Regions from separate parts of the Homo sapiens genome. Here region 2 is linked to region 1. The links are chromatin loops, found by intact Hi-C in ENCODE. Cell type or tissue: PC-3. All regions are shown on one strand. Region 1 has its middle 4.4 kb from the start of CLPTM1L. Region 2 overlaps SLC6A18 (solute carrier family 6 member 18).

Region 1 (4,000 bases):
GGTTAGAGAATTTATCAACATTTTATAATGCTTTTATCAATTCCATCATTTGAGGGCCCTCTGGCAAGGAACCTGTTAGTACATGGAGTGCCTGGAATGTTCCAGAAAGCTAACATGAACAGCTGGCCCTTGCTGTCCTTATACATTGAGGACTCCAAAGGCCACTCAGGATGACAGGAAATGCAGGCTCCAAAAGATTCGGTTCCTTTGTGAGGCCCTCGGGCAGTGGTCAGACACGAAGGAAATAGGAAATCACCCCCAAACCACACCTCTCCCTATGAGGCCACAGCTGCCGATGCAGCCTTGGGAGGGGGATGGAGGGAGAGAGGAGGGCATCTGAATGTGGACACACCCTGCTGTGAGGGCTGTGGGCGGTCCTGAGACTGGAGCCAGCCCCCAGGCTCAGCTCAGCTCGGGGACCTCGTGCCCGGGCTTTCCTGGGGAGGAAGGTGTTGGATCTCCTGCCTCTCTGTATTCATTCACACTTTGGGTTTCTCTCTCTTCCGCGCATTCTAACATCTGCAGGATTTTTTTTTTTTTTTTTTTTTTTTTGAGACAGAGTCTCGCTCTGTTGCCCAGGCTGGAGTGGAGTGGTGCGATCTCAGCTCGCTGCAAGCTCCGCCTCCTGGGTTCACGCCATTCTCGTGCCTCAGCCTCCAGAGTAACTGGGACCACAGGCGCCCGCCACGACGCCCAGCTAATTTTTTGTATTTTTAGTAGAGACGGGGTTTCACCGTGTTAGCCAGGATGGTCTCGATCTCCTGACCTTGTGATCCGCCCGCCTCGGCCTCCCAAAGTGCTGGGATTACAGGCGTGAGCCACCGGGCCTGGCACATCTGCAGGATTTATGGATGAAGGGCCACAAACCCACATTTGGTCTCATTCAACAGATGTTGTGTCGGCAGGGCGAGGTGGGACTCTGTCTCTGCCCACGCTACCTGCCCCTGGGGTTGTAGTTCTAGGAAAGCAAGTCTCAGACTGAGTTTTGATCTGGATTAAATTCTGTCCCAGGTGCAGATATTTATAGGAAAGCAGGGACAAGAGCCCTCAGGCAAAGCTGGGTATCCTGCGATGGGTGCCTCTGGGAGTTCGCAGATAACAAGGCCTTTTCCTGGAGGCAAAGCAGAAGCGTTCTGTGGCAGACCAGTCAGCTTTCTAGCAGGTCAGGGGCAGGGACATCTAGGCCCAAGGTGTCACACCGTGCCTGGCTGCTGGCTCTCCTCTTGCAAGGACACAGCTCTTACAGGACTTCCTAGCCCACCCAAGAACATCTTTCCATCATCGAAAAGTTATTGATAAGATTTTTCCATCACTGAAAAGTTATTGATAAGTGCCACCATGTGCATGAGCAGCCCTCCAGGTGCTGGCTTGTGGGCCGGTGTTTGAGAATCTTGCCAGTTGAATGTGGGCATCTGTTGAGGGTTTCCCAAAGGCTAACCGTTCGTGCCAGAGGGAGGCCGTGGCTCATTCCTAGGGCCCTGGGTGAGACTGGGGCTCATGCACACACAGGTATCGATGGCATGGGCTGTAACGAGCTGAGTGCCTGCTGCCCTTTCCTAGTGGGGGGGGTGGGCTCCTGGAGAAAGAGGGGAGGCTGCTACTCTCCAGGGCCACAGGGAGCCCAGAACGCCACCTCCTGGTGTCAGCAGCAGCAAATCCATATAAGTCTGCAGCAACTTAGCTTTTGCCTCCTCAGAGGAAATAATTCATCCAGGGGGCACAAGGCAGGGTCAGAGACTGAGGTAAGTTTCAGAGCAAGAGTGAAAGTTTATTAAAAAAGTGTTAGAGCAGGAACGAAAGGAAATAAAGTACACTTGGAGGAGGGCCAGGTGGGCATCTTGAGAGAGCAAGTACACGGTTTTGACCTTTGACTTGGGGTTTATATCTTGGCATGCTTCTGGGGGCTGCGTCCCTTCTCCCCTGATTCTTCCCTTGGGGTGGGCTGTCCGCATGCGCAGTGGCCTGCCGACACTTGGGAGGGCCGCGTGCACAGTGTGCTTACTGGAGTTGTGCGGTGCCCTCTTGAGGCAGTCTTCCCTTACCAGTTCCTAGGGGAAGGTCACACGCTGGTTAAACTTTGCCACTTTGCCTCGTAGTGTGCATGCTTGACCTCACTCACCAACTCCTGAGATTTTTTTTAAATTTTTTAATTTAAGTTCTAGGGTACATGTACACAACGTGCAGGTTTGTTACATAGGTATGCATGTGCCATGTTGGTTTGCTGCATCCATTAACTCGTCATTTACATTAGGTATTTCTCCTAATGCTATCCTTCCCACCCCACGACAGGCCCTGGTGTGTGATGTTGCCCGCACTGTGTCCAAGTGTTCTCATTGTTCAATTCCCACCTGTGCCAACTCCTGGGATCTTATCGGGAAGTGGCTCATCATCAGCTTTAGGTGTTTTCTATCTATTGGGAGCCTGCCTTTCTCTGGCACCAGCTGCAACCAATAATTATTTTAGACAGTTTAACAACAGCTTGACCATCACCTGATGATCACCTGACATTTCTGTTGGGGCGCGGGCCCATCTCCTGCCCCGCTCATGTGGGGCTCAGTCTGCCCAACCTTTCCCCAAGGGCCTGTCTTTACTTCATTTGTGGTAAGCCCCAAGCAGAATGGACTCTTGTTATGATCCCAGGAACTGCTCACGGCCACCTCTGTGGATGAACACCTAGCGGCTGCTCTAAATACATGCTGTGAAAGTTGTCAGAATCAAAATGGAGTCACTAATGTTAAGAAAGCCCTGACAAAGAGTTGGTGGGGAAGGCCACGAAGAGAGGACACTTATGCTTGCATGCCTGATACCAGAAAGGACTACAAAAACCACAGCCCGGCACAGAGGCCATCACACCCTTACACAAAAAATATTTCTGCAAGGACAACTGCCCAGCAATTGCCTGTCCAACCTCAGACTGGAATGACCTTTGTTATTGATGTTTGTAGCCAAGGAGAATTATCTCAAAACCACTGTGATCCTGCTCGCTTTTCCTTTAAAGACCTTTGTCTTCCTTGACCTCCCTGAATAGGCATATGGTTTACTATGGCGTGTGTACTCTCCTTGTAATGTTCTGTTCTCAAGCTAACATCTATTCTTCTAGAGAACCTCTCTCTTAGGCTGACAACGCTGTGGATCTGGGCTCCCAGGAACTGGGGCTGACATCAGAGGGGTGGAAAGAGAACAGCAGCTCTCCCTGAGGGGATGCTTGCCAAGGATAAGGAGACGATGGTTCTCTAAGGATTATTTTATATTCATCTAAAAGGGTATTTTTGTTGTTACCCCTAGCCTTTTTTCCCTTTTAATTTTCTGATGAATAATTTATATAAAGAAAACCCATTCTAAGTGTGCAATTCTATGAGTTTTGACAAATGTCTTCACCCATGCAAATCCTGTTACAACGGAGATATAGAACATTTCCATTACTTAAAAACAGCCAGGTGCTGTAGCTCATGCCTGTAATCCCAGCACTTTGGGAGGTCAAGGCGAGAGGATTACTTGAGCCCAGGAGTTCAAGACCAGCCTGGGCAACATAGTGATGCCCCATCTCTACAAAAATAGAAGAAATTAGCTGGGCATGGTGGTACATGCCTGTGATCCCAGCTACTTGGGAGGCTGAGGTAAGAGGATTGCTTGAGCCTGGGAGGTGGAGGCTGCAGTAAGCCACAATCTCACCACTGCACTCCAGCCTGGGTGACAGTCAGACCCTGACTCCAAACAAAAACCAAAACTTCCTTCTTGCCCCTTTGCAGCCAGACTGTTTTCTGTCATTGTGGATGCATCTGTTCTAGAAATTTACATGGATGGAATCACTCAGTCTTTTGTATCTGGCTTCTTTTACTTGGCACAGTGTTTGTGAAACTCATCATTGTTCCACATAACAGTAGTTCCTTTTAATTGCCAAGTGGCATTCCTTGGTGTGAATGCACCACAGCTGGGCTAGCCACCCAGATGCTGATGGGCAGTCGATAGGCGGTAGGATGTCCCCATTTTCAGTCACTAT
Region 2 (4,000 bases), 120 kb before region 1:
GTGGCGACACAGGATGTAGGGACAGGCATGAATCACTGCTCTCAGGGAGCCGACGTACAACATCACGCATGGACACCCAGGTCTTCCCCAGGCAACACGGGCAGGGGCTTCCCAGGCCGCAGGGTCCTCCTCAGGCCAGGCCGGGCTGCTTGGTCAGCCTGTTCCCCGGGCCCTCAGCTCCTTCCCTGAGAGCCCCGCACAACTATCCCTTGTTATAAGGTTACTCCTTTAAAGTGTTTTTCCTCCTGCTTAAGAAAAGATTCTCAACAGGCAGAAAATGCAGGAAATGCGCACAAATGGAAAAAACAAAAAGAAACACCCGTCACTGCCACCCTCGGGGCACTGGGGTCTCTTTGGGGCTTTGGGGCTGGAGAGGGTGCATTGGGCCTTGGATCTTCTCATCATGAGAGTCCCTTTGAAGGCATTTCTGAAAGCACCAAAGCCCAAGGGCAGAGGCGTCCCTGGCTCCCGGGGCCCTCGCTGCCTGTGCTGCGGCTCGATCTGCTAAGAGTCACCAGAGCATGCAAGGTTGTGGGGGCAGCAGGCTTCACGCAGAGCTGGAAATGCCGGCCAACGCTTTACCCACCAACGCCTTGTTCGCCAATGCCTTGCCCACCGATGCCTTTCCTGCTGATGCCTTGCCCAACGCCTTGCCCACCGACGCCTTGCCCACCGATGCCTTGCCCACCGATGCCTTGCCCGCCGACGCGCCCAACGCCTTGCCCGCCGACGCCTTGCCCGCCGACACCTTGCCCGCCGACCCCTTGCCCGCCGACGCCTTGCCCGCCGACGCCTTGCCCGCCGACGCCTTGCCCGTCGATGCCTTGCCCGCCGATGACTTGCCCGCCGATGCCTTGCCCGCCGATGCCTTGCCCACCGAAACCCAGTTACCATTGCTAAGCGCCTGCAGTGTACTGGAAGTGTCTGGCACTAGCCTCCCTTAAACTCAGCTGCTCCACGCTGGGGCAAAGCTGGGGAGGCCCCCACCTGGGGTGCTGCTGAGGAGGGAGAACAGCCCTGCCCGCCAGCTGCGCGGGGACTTCAGGGCTGCTCCACTCATGAACGACTCTACCATCAATCTCCTGATGCAAGCCACCGGGTTGCATGTCATGAAACATCCAAGTTTATTTAACTCACACACTTCCTAAGGGCCGTGCCATCAGCATTCTCACCCTGTGTGTGAACATGCCCTTCACTTTGTCTCGCTGTGAGGATCACTCATTGATGATTTTGAAAACAAGATATAATTAAGAAGCAGGTACTGTGTAGCTTTTAACATTTGCATATACTCATGACTACCAAAGGCGAATATTATTTGCTCTCCCATTCATAAGTATTCAACTACATAAATGTTCTCTTCAAAGCTAAGACTTGTAAAGCAACATTGTAACAGAATGTAGCAAAACGTTGCGGTAAAGATTTACAGTGATTTTCTCACACCTATGACATTTCATGGCAGCTGCTTTATTACACATTCAGCGTCTTTAAATCAAAGGAACGTAGACTCGTAAATGCCAAGCGATGGGTTCAGGCCAGCTGCCCGGGACACTCTAACACTTGCTGTGGTTTAAGGTTTCAACCCAGGAAGCTTTTATGACTAAGCTGGTGGCCCTGGGCTGGCTGTGTCCACACACGTGAGGTCACTCATCAAGCGCGCCCCCTCCCCGCTACTTCCTGCCTCCGGTGTTCAACCGACTTCTGTATCTGGTAGGTGCTGTTGAGATCTGTGGATTCTTGCACCAAAAACGACACTGTATTAATTACTATGGCTTCTTCGTTAGTCTCGACGCCTAGTAGTAGAGCAAGGCCTTTTTTTTTTATTCTTTGAACTTTTGCCAGCTGCTACTTTTCCTCTGAGCTTTACACCAGGTTGTCAATTTCCAGAAGAGATTCTTCGGCGCTCCCTTGGCCCTGTGCTGCTTTCTACACTGCCCGGGGGGAGTTTCCACCTTGACGGCCTTCACGCCTTGGAGGCAGTGCCCAGGCAGTGGGGGCTGGCACTGGAGCACCATCTGCCGTCTGCACCCTCGCGGCTCCCGGCTCGGTCTCCTTTCTGCCTTCCTGCGGGTCTCTCCATCATGACCCTGGGCGTGTCTCTGGTTGATTCTCAGCAATCCCTGGCTTTTGCCGCTGCTCTGAGCAGAGCCTGCTTCTCCTCTGCATTTGCTCAGTGGCTGCACTGCGGCCTCTGCATCTCTCAGCCTCGTGTGGTGGGGTGCAGGTTTCTCTCGATCCTGCGTGGATCGATTGTAACAGCAGCCAGCCGTTCACAGCCACCTTTCCCGTCTTCGGCAGACACCACTGCGTCCTCCATGCTTATGAACGACTGCTAAACTTCACGTAATTGTTAAAACTAGGAGCTGCAGCCTGGGCAACATGGCAAAACCCTGTCTCCATAAAAAATATAAAAATTAGCCGGGCGTGCTGGCGTCTACTTGTAGCCCTGGCTACCCAGGAGGCTGAGGTGGAAGGATGGCGTGAGCCTGGGAGGTCGAGGCTGGAGTGAGCCATGACTGTGCCACTGTACTCCAGCCTGGATGACAGAGAAAGATGCTGTCTCAAAACAAACACCCAAAAAGGAGTTGTGTAGACATTCTTACCATGTGGAATCAACGCTTCTTCTTCCTTCAAATTCGGAAAAAATGCATGGACTGACTGTCTCTTCCTGCGCATTCAACGTAAAGACTGCCCAGTGAGACCCGTGCCCACGCAGGCCGGGGAAAGTGCCCTCCGTGCTGGACTTGGGTTGGCCAACAGAGCCACCACCCCCAACCACAACACTCTGGTTGATTTTTTATCTACATTTATGCCCACGTGGCAGTCTACATACGGCTTTAATGCAGCCGCTGTACCACAGAGTCGACGTTCCTGTTTCGTGAAGATCCCAGCTGTGGCCACGATCTCGTATTCACAGAAAACCCTCTCATCTCCTCTCCCCTAAACACAGAAACCCTCAATTCACAGAAAACCCTCTCATCTCCTCTCCCCTAAACACAGAAACCCTCAATTCACAGAAAACCCTCTCATCTCCTCTCCCCTAAATACAGCAGATTCAGCTTCCCCAAATCAGTCACAGAGAGCTCACTTCTCCCCAAATCTTTCCCTTCGATGATCTTGTCAGGGTGGTCTCTGACAAACTGACCTCAGCCTGGTCACCTGAGGCCCCAGCCCAGGCTCAATGGCCCTCACCACAGAGCAAGGGTCAATGGGGCCCAGGGCACCTGCTGGCCTGGAGTCTGCAGTGCTCCCTGGACAGTGGATCCCATATCTGGAACCCGGAGCCCCTGCCCACCGCGACGTGGTGCCCACGCCACCCACATCTGTCCTCCACCCGGCCACTGTGCACCTGAGGCCTGAGTGTGGCCACGAAGCCACTACTGCGGGATGGGTGGCTGGTCACACACCAGCCTTGAGACCTCAGGTGCAGGCTGGAGGTCGGGGGGAAGAAGGCCTCCACGGTGCAGGCTGGGGGTGGGGGGAAGTGATGTTTTCACAGTGCAGGCTGAACAGGGGAAAGGTAAGAGGGGCTCTCACGGTACAGGCTGGAGATGGGGGAGGGGAGAGGGGCTCTCACAGCGCAGGCTAAAGGGAAGGGAAGGGAAGAAGGGCTCTCAGGTGCAGGCTGGAGGGGAGGGAAGAAGGGCTGTCACGGTGCAGGCTGGAGGGGAGGGAAGAAGGGCTATCATGGTGCAGGCTGGAGGTGGGGGAAGAAGAGCTCTCAGGTGCAGGCTGGAGGTGGGGGAGGGAAAAGGGGCTCTCACAGCACAGGCTGGAGGGGAGCGAAGAAGGGCTCTAACGGTACAGGCTGGAGGGGAGGGAAGAGGGGCTTTCACAGTGCAGGCTGGTCGTGGGGGAGGGAAGAGGGGCTCTCATAGCACAGGCTGGAGGTGGGGGAAGAGGGGCTCTCACGGTACAGGCTGGAGGTGGGGGAAGAGAGGCTGGCTTGGGGGTGTCCCCCCATTCACATGGGAGCCTGGCCCTGAGAAAGGCAGGTATGCTG

What was found. A loop is a pair of places that touch in the nucleus more often than their neighbours do. Peaks named below come from ENCODE experiments on the same cell type or tissue, not always from the same donor. Only the 100,000 strongest peaks of a DNase experiment are listed, where the experiment ranks them.
Region 2: a loop joins it to region 1, with 7 times the contacts of the local background. A loop is called at or near these places in 1 of 110 quality-filtered maps.

What each region holds. Positions count from the first base shown.
Region 1 is chr5:1,347,452-1,351,451 of GRCh38, forward strand. No RefSeq gene overlaps it. Among named protein-coding and RNA genes, the nearest start is that of CLPTM1L, 4.4 kb to the left of the region's middle. In PC-3, a CTCF peak has its summit at 2,003 (motif pointing left); no DNase peak of the experiment used is centred here.
Region 2 is chr5:1,226,312-1,230,311 of GRCh38, forward strand. All of the region lies in intron 1 of SLC6A18 (solute carrier family 6 member 18), which reads left to right. Among named protein-coding and RNA genes, the nearest start is that of SLC6A18, 2.9 kb to the left of the region's middle. RefSeq lists an enhancer at 1-6. In PC-3, no CTCF peak of the experiment used is centred here; a DNase peak (open chromatin) is centred at 1,590; H3K4me3 peaks cover 312 bases.